2 separate regions of the Homo sapiens genome follow, and region 1 is linked to region 2. The links are chromatin contacts, found by Hi-C in ENCODE. All regions are on one chromosome and are shown on one strand. The core of a region is the stretch at or near the end of the contact, and the rest is flanking DNA. Distances in the headings are between cores, read along the strand shown. Region 1 overlaps GRIK4 (glutamate ionotropic receptor kainate type subunit 4). Region 2 overlaps UBASH3B (ubiquitin associated and SH3 domain containing B).

Region 1 (7,494 bases), core at 4,805-7,304, 1.8 Mb after region 2:
AAAAAAAAAAAATTGTAAAATTGCACGTGTGCTGTGTTTATAGGGGGGTTATATATGTCACCATGAGAAGGTGGAACAGGGCTTGGGCAGAGCCTGGAAGGTCCACAGGAGTTTTCCCCAGATGAGACTCAGCTGCCTGAACAGGAGGGACCAGTGAGAAGGCCTGGGTGAGTATTCCCACAGAAGGTACAACATGTGTCAAGGCCCCGATGCAGGAGGGAGCTTGGTGCTTTTCAGGGGCTGTGGGAAGGCCAGAGTGGCTAGAACACACAGGGCCAGGAGCATGCTGTAAGATGAGGCTGGAGAGGCAGGCAGGTAGCAGAGGATGCAATGAACCAGACAGCAATCAGAAGGTCCTGAAGTATTTTCTACAGTGAATGTCCTACAGTATTGGACTTGTAATATCAATACAGCTAACACATATCTCTTCCTATGTATCAGGCACTGAACTAAGCCCTTTACATGTTACCTCACTCAGTATCCACAAAACCTCTATGAGATAGGTTACTATTATTATCCTTATTTAACAGATGAGAAAACTGAGGCACAGAGAGGTCAAGTAACTTGCCCAAGGTTGCACAGCAAGTAAGTGGCAGAGCCAGGATTCAAACCCACGTAATTTGGCTTCAGAGTCTGCATGCTGAATATGCAGCACATTCAATCGGCTCTAGTGAAGAAAAAGATTGAAGGGAGGCAAGAAAGGGCCCTCTGCATTTTTCTCCTCACTCCCTTGCCATGTATATCACCACACTCCAGGCACTCTGGTCTCCACCCCATCACTCCACCAATATCACTCCAGCCAAGGTCAGCATGACCTCCATGGTACAATAACCAAGGGGTGCCTAAGTCCTTGTGTTGCCAAACCTCCTAGCCTGCCATTCTCTCCAGTCCCTGCAGGGGCCCTCCTAATAAGGCCAAGGTCAAAGACATAACTGCTTCCCTCCACCTGCTCTGACCTGTGACTACATTGCCTGGGTCACTGGCACCAAGCCAAACTGGGTTCAAGTCCTCGCCCTGCCAGTTACTAACAGTGTGACCTTAGATAGCTGTGATATCCTCTCCCAGCTCGTTTTTCTTATCTGTAAAGTGGGGATAATAATTGCCAATTCAGAGATGTTATGAGGACAAAGGAAATAATACATATAATGCACAAAACACATTACCTGGAATAAAGCGGGTGCTCAATATTTCTAGCAAAACTCACTTACGCACCACAGCAACTATACCTGTCCTCCCTAAGAAATTATTCACGACTCCCACTCCTCTGCAGTCCAGCATGTGGGAGTCTGGCCCTCATGGTCTGCCTACTCCTGCAAGTTCAGCCCCATCTCCATCACTCCTCTCCCAGACACTGCCCCTCCCCTGCAGCCAGGCCAACTCAGCTGGCTCTCAACACACCTTGTACTTTTCTGCAGTTAAATTTACTCCACATCAAAAGTCCAAACATCAACTCCACCTACTCTTCAAGGTCTATTCAAAGTTTACCATCCTCATAAAACCTTCTCTGATCATCTTCTCAGGCATAAGCCCTCCCTTGTCTGTCGCCAAAGAGAGAAGGCAATGCTCATGCCACCCACCATGGCATATACTATAAATTTCCTTGTATTAGTACAGGATGCCTGGACTCACACTCCAACTCTGCCACCTATGAGCTGCGTGACCTTAACTTCTCTGTGCCTCAGTTTTTTCATCAGTAAAGTAGGGATAATGATAGTTCCCACCTCCATGGAGCTTCTATGGGAATTAAATGAGCAACCCACACAAAGCTTAGGCCTGACACAGATAACTCACAATAAATGTTAGCTCTTACTATTACTGCTGTTTACATTTGTGTGCATATCTTATCTCTACATTAGATAAACTTCTTGAAGCAGGGATCAAATCTTTGAAAAAATTTAACATAAACAACATTTCAAAACTGCCATTAGCCCTGTTTTGGAGACAAAGACGCTGAGACCCAGAGAGGTTCATCATTTGCTCAAATACACGCAGCTAGGACATGAAGAAAGCTAGCTTCAGACCCCCATGTACACATTCTCAGGACTGTGCGCTTGGCTTTCTTATTACTGCACTGTTCGCAGTGACTTTCCCCAAGAGGGCACACAGTCAGTCCCTAGTGAAGAGCCAGTGCAGCCAACAGCGTGGGTAAGGAGGGGACCCCCCCCCCAAACGTGGCCTGCCCTCGAGCCCCTTCTTGCTGGCAGCTGAAGCAGGCTGATTTCTGACAGATGCCTGTATGCAGGAGGGATTTTTGTCAGGAGGCTGGAACATTAGAACCAGATTCAGGTCATGCTGTGGATGCGATCAGACATCCTCCAACCTAAGGACTTGAAGCCGTAGGTTCCCCACTAGAGGGCGCCCTTCTCCCCTTGCCCTGCCCCAGACCCGGTTCCCTCTAACACCTTGGACGGTGTCATGTGGGACGCCCAACCAGAAGAGGAAGGGCCCCATGCTCCAATCTGGCTTAAAGCAGCTATCAGCGGAGGGGTGTTAATTACAGCCCGGGAAGGAATGGAGATGACAGGCCCAGGCTGAGCCAGAGGCCAGAAGACTGGCTCCACGGAGCTGCTTCCCAATTCTCCCCAGGCCCCAGTCCTTTTGTGCTGTGCATTTGAGCAGAATAACATCTGTATCTCAGCCCATTTCAAATTAGATTATCTGCTCACTTCCTGTCTTTTGATCAGTTTACCTGCGGGCGGCTTTCTCCCTCCCACCCGCACCTATTGAGATGCCCAGGGAACTTGCCAGGACTCACTGGGGTCACCGAGCTGCAGGGCAATGGGATCAGAAGGAGCCAGGGAGGCTCACTCCCACTCCTGGCCCACACGAGCATCCGCAGGGCTCATCCCTTAGACTTCAGCGTCACATGCCTGAGAACACACACATCTGCTCTCCTGCCACATGAGTCAGGCTGTCTGCCCACGCCACCCGCCGCGGGCTGGAGACAAAGAGAAACTCTTAGGGGTCACATGGCACCTGCAAAATATTTGGTGTCCTTGTCCACTGGGGAGACTGGATGCCAACCCCACCACCTCTCCCTTCTTTCAGAACCAGGATATAGGAACAAAGATCAGGGAATAAAGGAACAGTAAATAGCACCCAATTGTTCACCTGTGCCAACACACAGACACACACACACACACACATGTGCGCACACACACATACACGCGTGCACGCGCGCACACACACACACACACACACACACACACGTCTTTGCTAACCAGTGCGAGCCCATGTTTGTAGAAATCATCCCTGCTCACTGGGCCAGGCCTATCCACAGCAATGATTGAAGAGGCAGAGGCCCAGTGGAGCATTAGCATTCCTGGGAAAGTGGCAATGTCATCCGCAGGTCCAAGTGCTCCCTGGTGCTATTTCTCGAGGTTACAGCTTACTCTCGGGGCTGGATGAATTTCTTTAGAGTTAAATTAAAGTCCCCATGAAATATTTAGTTGGCTCGGCACAGGGCTGTGTTATTGGCCTATAGAGGGCAGATTTTAGGAACGAACCAGCGCTAAGGAAAGAAGGGGCTGGCAGTTCATTTGCAGGTGAAATTATGCGGCACAGAGGTCCAAGCTGACTCAAGAGGCCAAGCAGATACTATTTACCCTTGACCCTCTTGTTACAGGCTTCTATTCACTGGCCCACGAATCCTCAATCCTCTTGCTTTTTGGGGTCAGGCAGATGCATGTTTGAATCCCGACTCTGCCATTCACCAGCTGAGCAATTACCAGAAATCTGAGCTTCAGTTTCCTCATCTCTAAAATAGGCAAAATAATGTATACTTCTTAAGATTGTGGTGAGGGTTAAATTCAACTCCCTGTGTAAACAGAGCTCATGTGAGGTCCTGCTTCTTACAATCCCCTCTTCCCGTTGCAGCCAGAGGGGTCTTTGGGAAAGCTAAAGCAGACGATGCCATTTTTCTCCGTGTCGCCTTCTAGCTTTTTTTTTTTTTTTTTAAGACGGAGTCTTGCTCTGTCTCCCAGGCTGGAGTGCAGTGGTGCGATCTCGGCTCACTGCAGCTCCACCTCCCAGGTTCCAGCCATTCTCCTGCCTCAGCCTCCCGAGTAGCTGGGATTACAGTTGTGCACCACCATGCCCGGCTAATTTTTGTATGTTTAGTAGAAACACGGTTTCACCACGTTGGCCAGGCTGGTCTCTCACACTCCTGATCTCAGGTGATCCGCCTGCCTCGGCCTCCCAAAGTGCTAGGATTACAGGCATGAGCCACCATGCCTGGCCTGCCTTCTTAATATTTTTTTATGCCATGGACCTCTTTAACAGTCTGCTGATACCTGTTAACCTCTTATTTTAAAATATTTTAAAATGACTACATAGAAATTCAGTTATCAAAATATGTGTACACTTTTTGTGCTATAGTGGTATCTGTGCCTCTTTACATAACAAGAGCTGGAAGTGTGTCTAACAGCAACACTAAATTAATACCATTGGTGACAAAGTCACAGGTGTGGTTAATACCATGAAGCTTTGTTGACCACATTCATAATTGAAGGAAATATTACATTTCTGTTTGAACTTAGAAAAATATATAGATGTTAATTTTTCCTTTCTTTCTTTCTTTCTTTTTTTTTTTTTTTTTTTTTTTTGAGACAGAGTCTCACTTTGTCACCTAGGCTGGAGGGCAGTGATGTGATGTGGTTCACTGCAACCTCCGCCTCTCAGGTTCAAGCAGTTCTCCTGCCTCAGCCTCCTGAGTACCTGGGACTACAGGCACGCACCACCACACCCAGCTAATTTCTGTATTTTTAGTAGAGATGGGGTTTTGCCATGTTGGCGAGGCTGGTCTCGAACTTCTGACCTCAAGTGATCAGCCTGCCTTGGCCTCCCAAAGTGCTGGGATTACAGGTGTAAGCCACTGTGCCCGGCCAATTCTTCCTTTCTAGTTTTGTGGACTCTCAATGCTATCCTCAGACCATGGGTGTATGTGGACCTAGGAAAAGAACCGAGAGACTTCCAAGTTCATAAAGACCCAACTCCTTACCGTGGCCCACCAGGCGTTGGTGATACGGCAGCCCATTCACCACAGTCTAGCTAGTCATGCTAACCCCCATCCTGATTTCTGAACATGACAAGTTCACTTTCCACCTTGGGGTCTTGGAGTTTACTCTTTCCCCTCCACATATGCTCTGCCCTGGCCATGGCCCAGCTGGCTTCTCACCGTTCTGACCTCAGCTCAAGCACCATGCCATCAATGCAGCCTTCCCTACTTGCCCACTTAATGGGCCCCTCTCCTCGAGACACTCTGGCTCATTATACTGCTTTATTTTCTTCACAGCGGAAATCATGACCTGAAATTGTCTTGTTTATTTACCAGTTTACCTGTTGATTGTCTAGAGTGCCATCTTCAGGAAGGAGTGACCTTTGTCTGCCTTAGTCATCATACATCTCCAGTGTCCAGAACCTGCCATGTGCCAGGCACTACATAAATATTTGTTGAATGAAGTCATGATTGAATGAATGAATAGACAAATCCAAGAAAGAGGAGCTCAGTTAACATTATTCTCTATCCTTGGCTCTCAACTGAGGGAACGATTTTGTAGTAGAATGTTTTGACCAAGGGTACACCCTCTAGGGCCAGCTCAGCCACTTACTAACTGCATAATCTTAGGCCAGTTACTTAACCTCTTTGTACCTCAGTTTCCTCATCTGGAAAATGGGGTTAGTAATATTACATACTTTGTAGGTATGTTGGGGAGGTTAAATTAATGAATACACAAAAAGCACTTAGAACAGTGCCTGAAACATAGGGAATGTTCCAGAAGTGTCAGCCTTTATTATTTTGTTGCAACTTAAAGGATTCACTTCAATTTTATTTATTTTTTAAAATTATTGTTTCAGAAAATTCAATGTAGGTATTGAAGGGAGTGAAAAGAAATCCCATGATTAAAAAACTAATATGCATTATAGATGTCAGTGTTTATATAGTTGAGGTGTGAAAGAGAAAGGGAACTGAGAGCTTAGGTCCAGGCAGGTTATGGTATGTGGCAAAGCCCAGAGAGGCCTAAGTTTCACTTCCTCACATCACTACTACCACCACCATCACACCTGACTTTCTGAAGATTGACCAACAATTTACATGTCGAATCAAGAAAAGAAATTGAATCCTATCTGAGTTTTCAGGAAGATATGCTCATTTCTTTTCTTTCTTTTTCTTTTTTTTCTTTCTTTTTTTTTTTTTGAGATGGAGTCTCGCTCTGATGCCCAGGCTGGAGCACAGTGGTGCGATCTTGGCTCACTGAAACCTCCACCTCCTGGGGTCAAGCAAATCCCCTGCCTCAGCCTCCTGAGTAGCTGGGATTACAGGCGCACACCACCACACCTGGCTAATTTTTTTTGTATTTTTAGTAGAGATGGGGTTTCACCATGTTGGCCAGACTGGTCGTGAACTCCCGACCTCAGGTGATCACCCGCCTCAGTCTCCCAAAGTACTGGGATTACAGGCGTGAGCCACTGCGCCTGGCCGATATGCTCATTTCTAACCCAAATGCACCCTTTATTGATAAAAATCTCTGGCCCACAATACAGTCACCAATAGGCCATGGGACAAGGGGCACTGAATTTTCACCAGTGAGTCCACCCTCTTCTGCCTGTCTCCCATCCCTGCTGGCTGCCAAAACAGCTGGTTAAGCTCTGGGTCGCTGACAACGGGCAAAGCTAACTGGTCCACATGGGGATCCAACCTGCAGACCTGAACTAATGAGCAAGGGCTTGTGCTGGCCTAGCCAGCCCTACACTTATTTCGAGGCTATGGGTTCCAGGCGTGATCGGGGGCCTGTGTAAAGCTGGCCTGGGCAAGCCCAGGCGACAGGTTTCTGCTGTTGTAGGAGCCCGACAGTGCCACCAGCTCACGGCGCTGTCTTCCTTTCATTTTCCCTCCCACTTGTCAGCCCTGTAATTAGGAATGGTGAGATTCACGGGCCTGTTATTAGGACTGTTTTTGTTGGGTAAAATAAAGTACCACCAACTTCTGTGGGCATCGCCCACAGCCATAGAGAACTTCTAGAGGCCTTCCCTGTGCTCCTTCTCTGTTCCCACTTTTTCACCCCATCCCCTACAGCTCCTGCTAGACAGAATGGAGGCCCCAGCTCTGCCTCAGAGACCAGCCCTGAACTGCCCCACCTCCCCAGGGAGTGAGCAGTGATGTGACCAATTGGATCCACAAAGTGGACAGCATCTGGCCCCTTCTCATTTCCTATCAGTATGTGCACACGTTGAAACCACTGCAAAGGGCAGCAGGGCATTTTCTCAGGAATCCCTGCCATTTTTTGAGGAAGAGAGCTGAAGACATTGTTCTGAACCTCTGGCCACTCTTCCTGGGTGATAAAGGTGTATTTGGTCTTTTTCTGAGAGGTGTCCCACTTGTTGACATGGCTCATATGCCCATCAATAGTCATACCCCAAAACTGTTTTTTCACAGATCGTTCTTGAGACCCACAGCAACGTCTAAGGTTGGCAGTAACCTATTTAGAGATGAGG
Region 2 (7,373 bases), core at 3,426-5,925:
TCAATAATCCCACTGTCAGTGTTCAATGCACCTTTCTCAGGGAAAATGATAATAAAATGAGTTTCTGTATCCTTCTGTCAAGGATCTCAAGGCATGTTCACATGATTGCCTGTTTCTCCAGCCTTCCTAAGAGGCTGACAAGAGGGGCAAGCATTTGCGTCTTCCTGGTGGAGAAGGAGGGGACTCTATGTTCAAGTGACTTGTCCCCAGCTTCTCTATCTTGACAGAAGTAGAGCTTGGACTAGGATCTTAAAACGCAAGCAATCAGGATCGTCACTCTGAGCTTACTAGGTTAGCCTTCAATGCATTATGAAAAATGGACTCTAGAGATGCAAAACGGCTATTAACCACCATCAGGTGCAAGGCAGGCAGTATCTGGGTTCTTAACTTCTCCAGATTCATTTCATGAGGATCCTTTGGAAATAATTCTTTTTCCCTTTCTCTTCAGGATGGATGGAATTTGGTTCCTTACCTCATGGAGAGTAAAATAATCAGTCACTTGCCCTTAACACACATAATACTAGTGTGCCAGTAAGCTAAGGTGAAGTTGTTGTAGCTTTGGGGGTTTGGGTCAAAATCACAACAACATTCTGTGGGGGTAACTGAGGGTACATTGTAACTTTGAGTGTGTCCCTCCCGGTTCCACCCAGCCGATGTGTTCTTTAAACTTGTCCCTCCCAACCAGCCTGAGCAATATGCCGGAAGTAAAGAAGAAAGGTGGGGGGGCCCTGCAACTGAGCCCTATCTCAACAGTGGGAGGAGGCCAGTGGTGATGAGCCGTTCCCCTAGCCCAGGCAGCATCGGCCTGAGGAACAGGTGTTGCACTCAGAAACACTGAATATGGGGTCACAGGATCTGACTTTGAGCCTTGGCTCTGCTATTTATCAGCAGGATTTGAAGAAAATCTCTCTGGGCATTGGCATCTCATCTATAAAAGTGGTTTAAGAATGATTACCTTGGCCAGGAGCAGTGGCTCACACCTGTAATCCCAGCACTTTGGGAAGCCAAAGCCGGCATATCACTTGAGGCCAGGAGTTTGAGACCAGCCTGGCCAAGATGGCAAAAACCCATCTCTACTAAAAATATAAAAATTAGCCTGGTGTGGTGACGCATGCCTGTAATCCCAGCTATTTGGGAAGCTGAGGCACGAGAATAGCTTGCGCCCAGAAGGCGGAGGTTGCAGTGAGCCGAGAAAGCGCCACTGCATTGCAGCCTGGGGGACAGAGCGAGACTCTGTCTTAAAATAAAATAAATAAAATAAAATAAAATAGAATGATTACCTCTCAAATAGCGATTACTCTGTTAGAGTTAGAAGACAGTGTGGTGCAGTGGTCAGACCCATGGACTGATGCACAGTCCTGGATTTGAATTATGTTCCCTTGTTCACTAGCTGTGAGGCCCTTGGTCAATTCACTAAATAGAGCTAACCCTCAGCTTCTGACAATAGAGAATGGAACAATACAGAGAGGGTTGTTTGGAGGTTTTTACAGACTCAATGCGTGGTGCACAGTTGGCACCCAATAAGCCTTCTTTGTTAATATTACAGATGTAAGATGCAAAGCACAATGCAAATGCAAACAATTGTGATTATTTTCTAGGTTTAAGGCAAGTGTTGCCAATACATGAAGTGCTTTGCATATAGTAAATGCATAATAAGTCTGTGCTAATTATAGCATCCATAGAAGCAGTTTCGCTCTGGAATGCAGCTCAGAGATTAGTATCATTTGCAATAACTACATTCCAGGCTGCCAGCCCCACAAATTAGACACCAACTAAAGACATGCAGTACATGATTCAGCTGTATCTCAGGGGAGGGCTTCTGATGACAGCCAAAGCCACAAGGGATCCGATCTGAGTACTTTCGATGTGTCAGCAGAAGGCTCTTCCTCTCACAGTGATGATGCACATACTGCTATGTGTAGTATGGGGCACACAGTGTGCTGGGACCTCTCCAGGTCCAGGAGAACATAAAGCTGTCGTGGACTGTCTTGGCCATGAAAACATTCTCCATGTAGGCGTAGCCAAAGTTGAGGGTTCTGGCAGAGGTGATGTGTTCTTTAAAAAATAAAAATTAATTTAAAAAAAAGAAAGAAAAAACAAGGGCTCTCTTTCCTTCCGTGTACTCACTCTTTTGCTGACATCCAAGGGACTTGTTAAGTGGCAAATCAGTATTAAGCACAAGCGTGTGCAAGAGACCCAGGGACTGTGACACAGTTTGGGGTTGGTAGGCGCTTAGAGTTGGGTGGGCAGCAGGCCTTGCATTTAGCCTCACGTCACTGCGACCCTTGGATGGACACTCACAGAGCTCTTGTGTCTTGTTCTGGGTTCACAATCTTCTGTGGACGGGAGGAAATGGAGGTATTCAAAGAATCAAGGAGAAGATGAAAATGTCAAGAAATGCTTTGTAGTAATAAATTGCATAAACGTAAATTATTTAGCCCAACCTAAAGGAAGCTAAACTGAGATTAAATGACATTAACAACAGGCTGTTTTCCATTTCCACTGAGGGAAAAGCAAGTAAGGAAGAGAATTCTCCGAGTGCACAGGGAGCTGGGATGGCGCGTGCCCGTCTATAGGGGCAGCTGGGATGAAACCAGACTGGAGGTATGTTGATCGTTACTGAATCTGGATGAAGATACATGGGGGTTCATTACACTATCCTCTCTGCTTTTGTGAATGTTGATAATTTCCAAAAAGTTAAAACAATGAAAGAAAGATGGCAGCTGCTACTCAACTCCCACCTACAGCTGAAAGGCAGAATGACGGTCTGAAGTTGTCCACACCGATTTGTTTGGAATGATGGATTTTGTCAGTTTTAAACCACTATGTGAAGTCGCTCCACCTTTTCTTATTTGCCACAATGTGTTTCTTCCAACACAAGGGAGGTATTCTTGCTCTCCTTTTGCAGGATCCTCCTTTTGCAGGATTGGGGGACTGAGTGTGCAGACTTTTGTCCCAGTTAATGATTTCATAGCTGCTGCTACTTACAAGCTTATCATGTGTAACGTGGTGTATGTACTATGCTCTTTACCTGCATTGTATCATTTAACCCTCACAACAGTCAGCTCATTATTATCCCTGTTACACAAATGAGGGAACAGAGGCTTTGAAAGGTTAAATAGCTCACTCAAGGGAATATATGGATCTTAGGTCACAAAGGCAGGATTTGAAACCAGGCAGTTTGAGTTCCTCTCCATGCCTGTGCTATGAAGCTTACTTAAACTTTGGCATCCTCCCTTTGTACTTTCCAGATAGAACAGCTCTAATATTTTCATTGCGTCTCTATAAAGAAAGCTTTCAGAAGCTTAAAGACGTTCCCCAGCTTTGACTCTGTCTCCAAACGTACAGGAACCCAAACCACCCAACATCACTCCAGCTGCAGATGCTATTGTTTATAATATGTTATCCCGCTTCTTTCTCACAGCAGTCCCAACGGGGGCTCAGTCAAGTCTCATAACTCTCTAAGGACACAGAGCCATGGCCCAGCCCACACTCCCCAGGACTCTGGTGTATTTTTCTCCCCTCCTATCTGATGCTGCCTCTAGGTCCTAAGCTCAGCACTGTCCCCACAGGGTGCCTTACATGCACAGTGAGAGAATAACATTTCCCCAAACTCCTTGGCTGGTGTCATCAGGACAATTCCACTCCACTGGTTCTGGGTCTATTAACTCATTCTGTTCTCAGTGCATAAGCTCTTGCTAAGACGATTTTAGGGGTCCTATTGGCTGCTGGTTTCACTCTCCCTTTCATTCTCCAATTTATAGTCCACCCTCCACCAAGACTAGAATAATCTTTCTTAACCATTAATCTAGATCACATCACTGTCCTGCTTAAAATCCTGCAGAGGTTCCCCATATCCTTGGCCATGCCTGTGCTGGCCCCTGTCAGCCCAGCTGCCTCTCCGGTGACCACCCCCACCCCGCAGCCTCTGCTTCAGCCAGGAGCCTCGGCAGTTTCCAAAACACACCCTGGTGTTCTCTCTGTTGAACCTTTGCCCACTTTGCTTTTTCTGCTGGGATTGTCCACATTCCCCCTTTTCTGCCTAATGAATTTAAAGGATGACTTTAGGTCAAGATTTCACCATTCAGCGAAATCCTTTCTGAATCACAAATCCCCCCTCACGGCCCCTCCCACACTTTACCTATCCATCACTCCCAGTGGACTGTAAGCTCTTTGGAGATAAGACTCCATATCTGTTTAACTTGGTGCCTTCAAAACTGAGCACACGGTAAATGCCCTGAACTATTCATGAAATAAGTACAGAATGAATAAATCCTCCCGACTTCCCCACCACAGATAGCAGAGCAGCTCTCTTCGGAAGTCTCATAGCACTCTCTACCATTCTTCTATTAGCCCTTCCAGTCTTATCTCTAATTATTTCCTTCTATGTCTATTTTTCCCACTACATTGGAAGCATTCTTCTCCATTAGACTCTGAGATCTTCAAGGGTAGGAGGTAAAGGCCTGAGCACAAAGCCCAGCACATAGTAGGTGTTTAATTTATTGATTGAATGAAGTGACGCTTTCTTGTCAAACTTAATCACCCGGAGGCACCATCTTATACCTCAGATAACTTCCGCGTCAATACAGTGGTTTGAGTTTGTTCACGCTGAAGCAACCTTCCACTTGTCCGCCCACTCATATCTTAGGGGATCCTCCCCTCCTCTACCCTTTTGGCATGGAACCTCCCTACCGAAAGAGCTCTGTGTCACCCATAGACGTGTGAGTTTCAGTCTGAACTTCCTTTTTCAGGTTATTTATAAAAACGTAAAAGCTGCCCTACTCAATGCCAGCCACTGTTGAAACACTATCCTTTGCATGGTCCCTGGGCCTTAGCTCAGTCCTAGGTTGCCATCTTTGTAGTGTATATCTTTCATGACACAAGGGCGGGCACGGAGCCTTCATCTAATTATCCGTCTGCCCACCCACCCATCCGTTCATCCATCCCACACATGTTGAACATCTAAGAAGGACGAGGTCCCGTGCCAGGCTCTGGGAACTTCAGTGATAGACAAAACAAAGTCTCTGGCCTCAAGGAGCTCAGCTGAGACAGAAAACAAACACAGAGCAAATAATCGTAATGCTGTGATATACGTGCTCCCCCAGTCATTTAAAGCATGCAGGTGGGTCACCTATCGGGAGATGACCTCTGCCCCAGAAGGGACAGGATTTGAGCTGGGCCTTGATAGATAAGTGGGATTTTGCTACCCAGACAAGAGTGACGGAACAGCGGGTGCAATGGGGGAAGGGACCCAAGAAGTCACAAGGTGGTCACAGGAGTGAGAGAGGGCATGGCAGGGGAGATGAAGCTTATCCATTTATATTTTCTCACTAAGGGAAAATTTTTGTTTTCAAAGCCTGTGGGTCAATAATATCTTTGTAAAGGAAGAAAGGCATATTGATTATGGCCTTGCCTCTCCCAATAGCCAGAAAAAGCCGGAGTCTCTTCTACAAAGCTATGGAAAGAGCTGGAAACGGAATCCATTCTTTCATCCAAGATTTTCAGCACCTGTCACATGTACCTATGTATTCATGGGACTGTGATCATGCTCCCCAGTGCTGTACACTCCCTGAGATCAGAGACTTTGTTATGATCTGTGTTGCCACATGGTAAGCACCCCATAAATACTTGCTGAATGAATGCACTGACCCCTGCCAGCTACCAGGAACTGTGCTAAGTACTGGGAATAGGAAAATGGACTAGACGTGCTGCCTGCCCATCCAGCTAGGAAGGCTGACAGTCTAATCTGTTTGTTACGTGATCCAGTTTCTCAGGAATGCATTTTTGGAGTGGTAAGAAATTATTTGTTTTAAAGTTTGAGAGAAAAAAAAGATACAAGCTGAGAGGTGAGTCTTTCAGTGTGGATGGAAGGCCTCAGGCAGCTTCCAGGACGTGCTTGCAGATGCCAGTGTTACCCTGCTCCTTGCTTTTGCCACTCAGGCAGACGGGCTCCCTGGGAGGACCACCGCTCCTCAACACCCTCTCCCCAGACCCCAGACCAGGCTGGTCCCCTGCAAGGAAAGTCCTCTGCCTCAGCTGCCCTTCCCCGGGCTGTGCGGCACACTCACGTGCCCAAGTGCGCGCGCGCGCGCACACACACACACACACACACACACAGAGTCACACATGTGATCATACTCAACACACATTCTCCCCTGGCCACACACATATATAATCACACACGATCACACAGTCACACACATGATCACTCATATAGCACACATGTGATCACTCACACACTGACACAATCACACACAAAACACTCACATCAGGTCACACACAGTTGCACATGTGATCACACCCACAACACACACTCACAGTGACACACATTTGATCATACACTTGCGTTGTCACACACATGGTCACTCATACAACACATGCACACAAACACCCTCACACACAGTCACACACAGTCACACACCCACACAGGCACTCTTAGACATGATCACATGATCACAGTCACAACACGAGCTCATAGATAGGCACACATGCTCATGCAACACACACAGTAACACACACATGATCATATACTTATATAGGCACTCACACAGCCACACACCGATACACATGCTCAAATGCACACAACACGTGTCCATGTACTCACTCAACCACTCACAGTCACACGCTCACCCACATGCACAAACACATGCTCATACAGTCACACCTACACTATCACACTCAAATTCACATTTGCACATACACATTTATGTGCGCACACAGGCTCACACAGCACAAACTCACACAGAACCTCACACACCCAGACACACACACAGCCTGAGCCATTCAAGCGGCAGTACTCACATTTTCCATCTATTGGTGGTTTCAAAACAGGAAGCCTGCGTGGGAAGGGGAGGTGCTGGTGAAGTGAGAACCGCTGTAAAGGGGCCCAGGTGCATGGGCTGGATTCAAAAGGGACATCTCACTGACGCCTGGGTCTCCCTCACAGGCAGGAGAGCTGGGCTGCATGAGGCCCTGACTTGGCTCAGCTCCTGAGCAGCACCAGCTCTGGTGGGAAAGGTACTGAACGCCTGTCTGATGCAGCCACCCTGATCAAATCACACCTCTTCCTCGCCAGGGGTTTTCTGTGAGGAAGAAGGGAGCACCCTGCACCTTCCTGCCTGCCAATATGGGGCCCTCTCCTTTGGAAACTGCTTCTTCCAAGAGCCCTGCTAGACTTACTCGTGCCTGCCACGCCACCTTGCCCCTCAGGCCCTCTGCCGCTTACTCCATCACGCTCCTTTGCAATGGAAACATTCTGCTTTGTGCCGTACCCCAACCCCACTCCAAAGTGAAAGAGACCAGGGACCTGCTTTCGAATATTCACATCCTTGCAGCACTTTGTGTTCTACAGTTTTTTCATAATTAGCATCTCT

What was found. Hi-C counts contacts between places; a loop is a spot of excess contacts on that map. Pooled maps may share reads with other maps.
Region 1: a pooled map shows a loop between it and region 2 (9-fold over the local background). The contact joins two enhancer-like sites. A Hi-C loop is called at or near these places in 2 of 37 single-sample maps with no recorded cell type and 2 of 50 pooled maps.

What each region holds. Positions count from the first base shown.
Region 1 is chr11:120,924,676-120,932,169 of GRCh38, reverse strand. The region is part of intron 13 of GRIK4 (glutamate ionotropic receptor kainate type subunit 4); the gene reads right to left. Among named protein-coding and RNA genes, the nearest start is that of TBCEL, 96 kb to the left of the region's middle. RefSeq lists silencers at 2,293-2,342, 5,941-6,040. Within about 2 kb of position 6,054, at least 2 of the 41 ENCODE cell types and tissues checked have a DNase peak (open chromatin) inside an H3K27ac peak, as active enhancers do.
Region 2 is chr11:122,743,618-122,750,990 of GRCh38, reverse strand. The region is part of intron 1 of UBASH3B (ubiquitin associated and SH3 domain containing B); the gene reads right to left. Among named protein-coding and RNA genes, the nearest start is that of CRTAM, 91 kb to the left of the region's middle. RefSeq lists enhancers at 1,725-1,774, 5,547-6,514, 7,214-7,313. Within about 2 kb of position 4,675, at least 8 of the 41 ENCODE cell types and tissues checked have a DNase peak (open chromatin) inside an H3K27ac peak, as active enhancers do.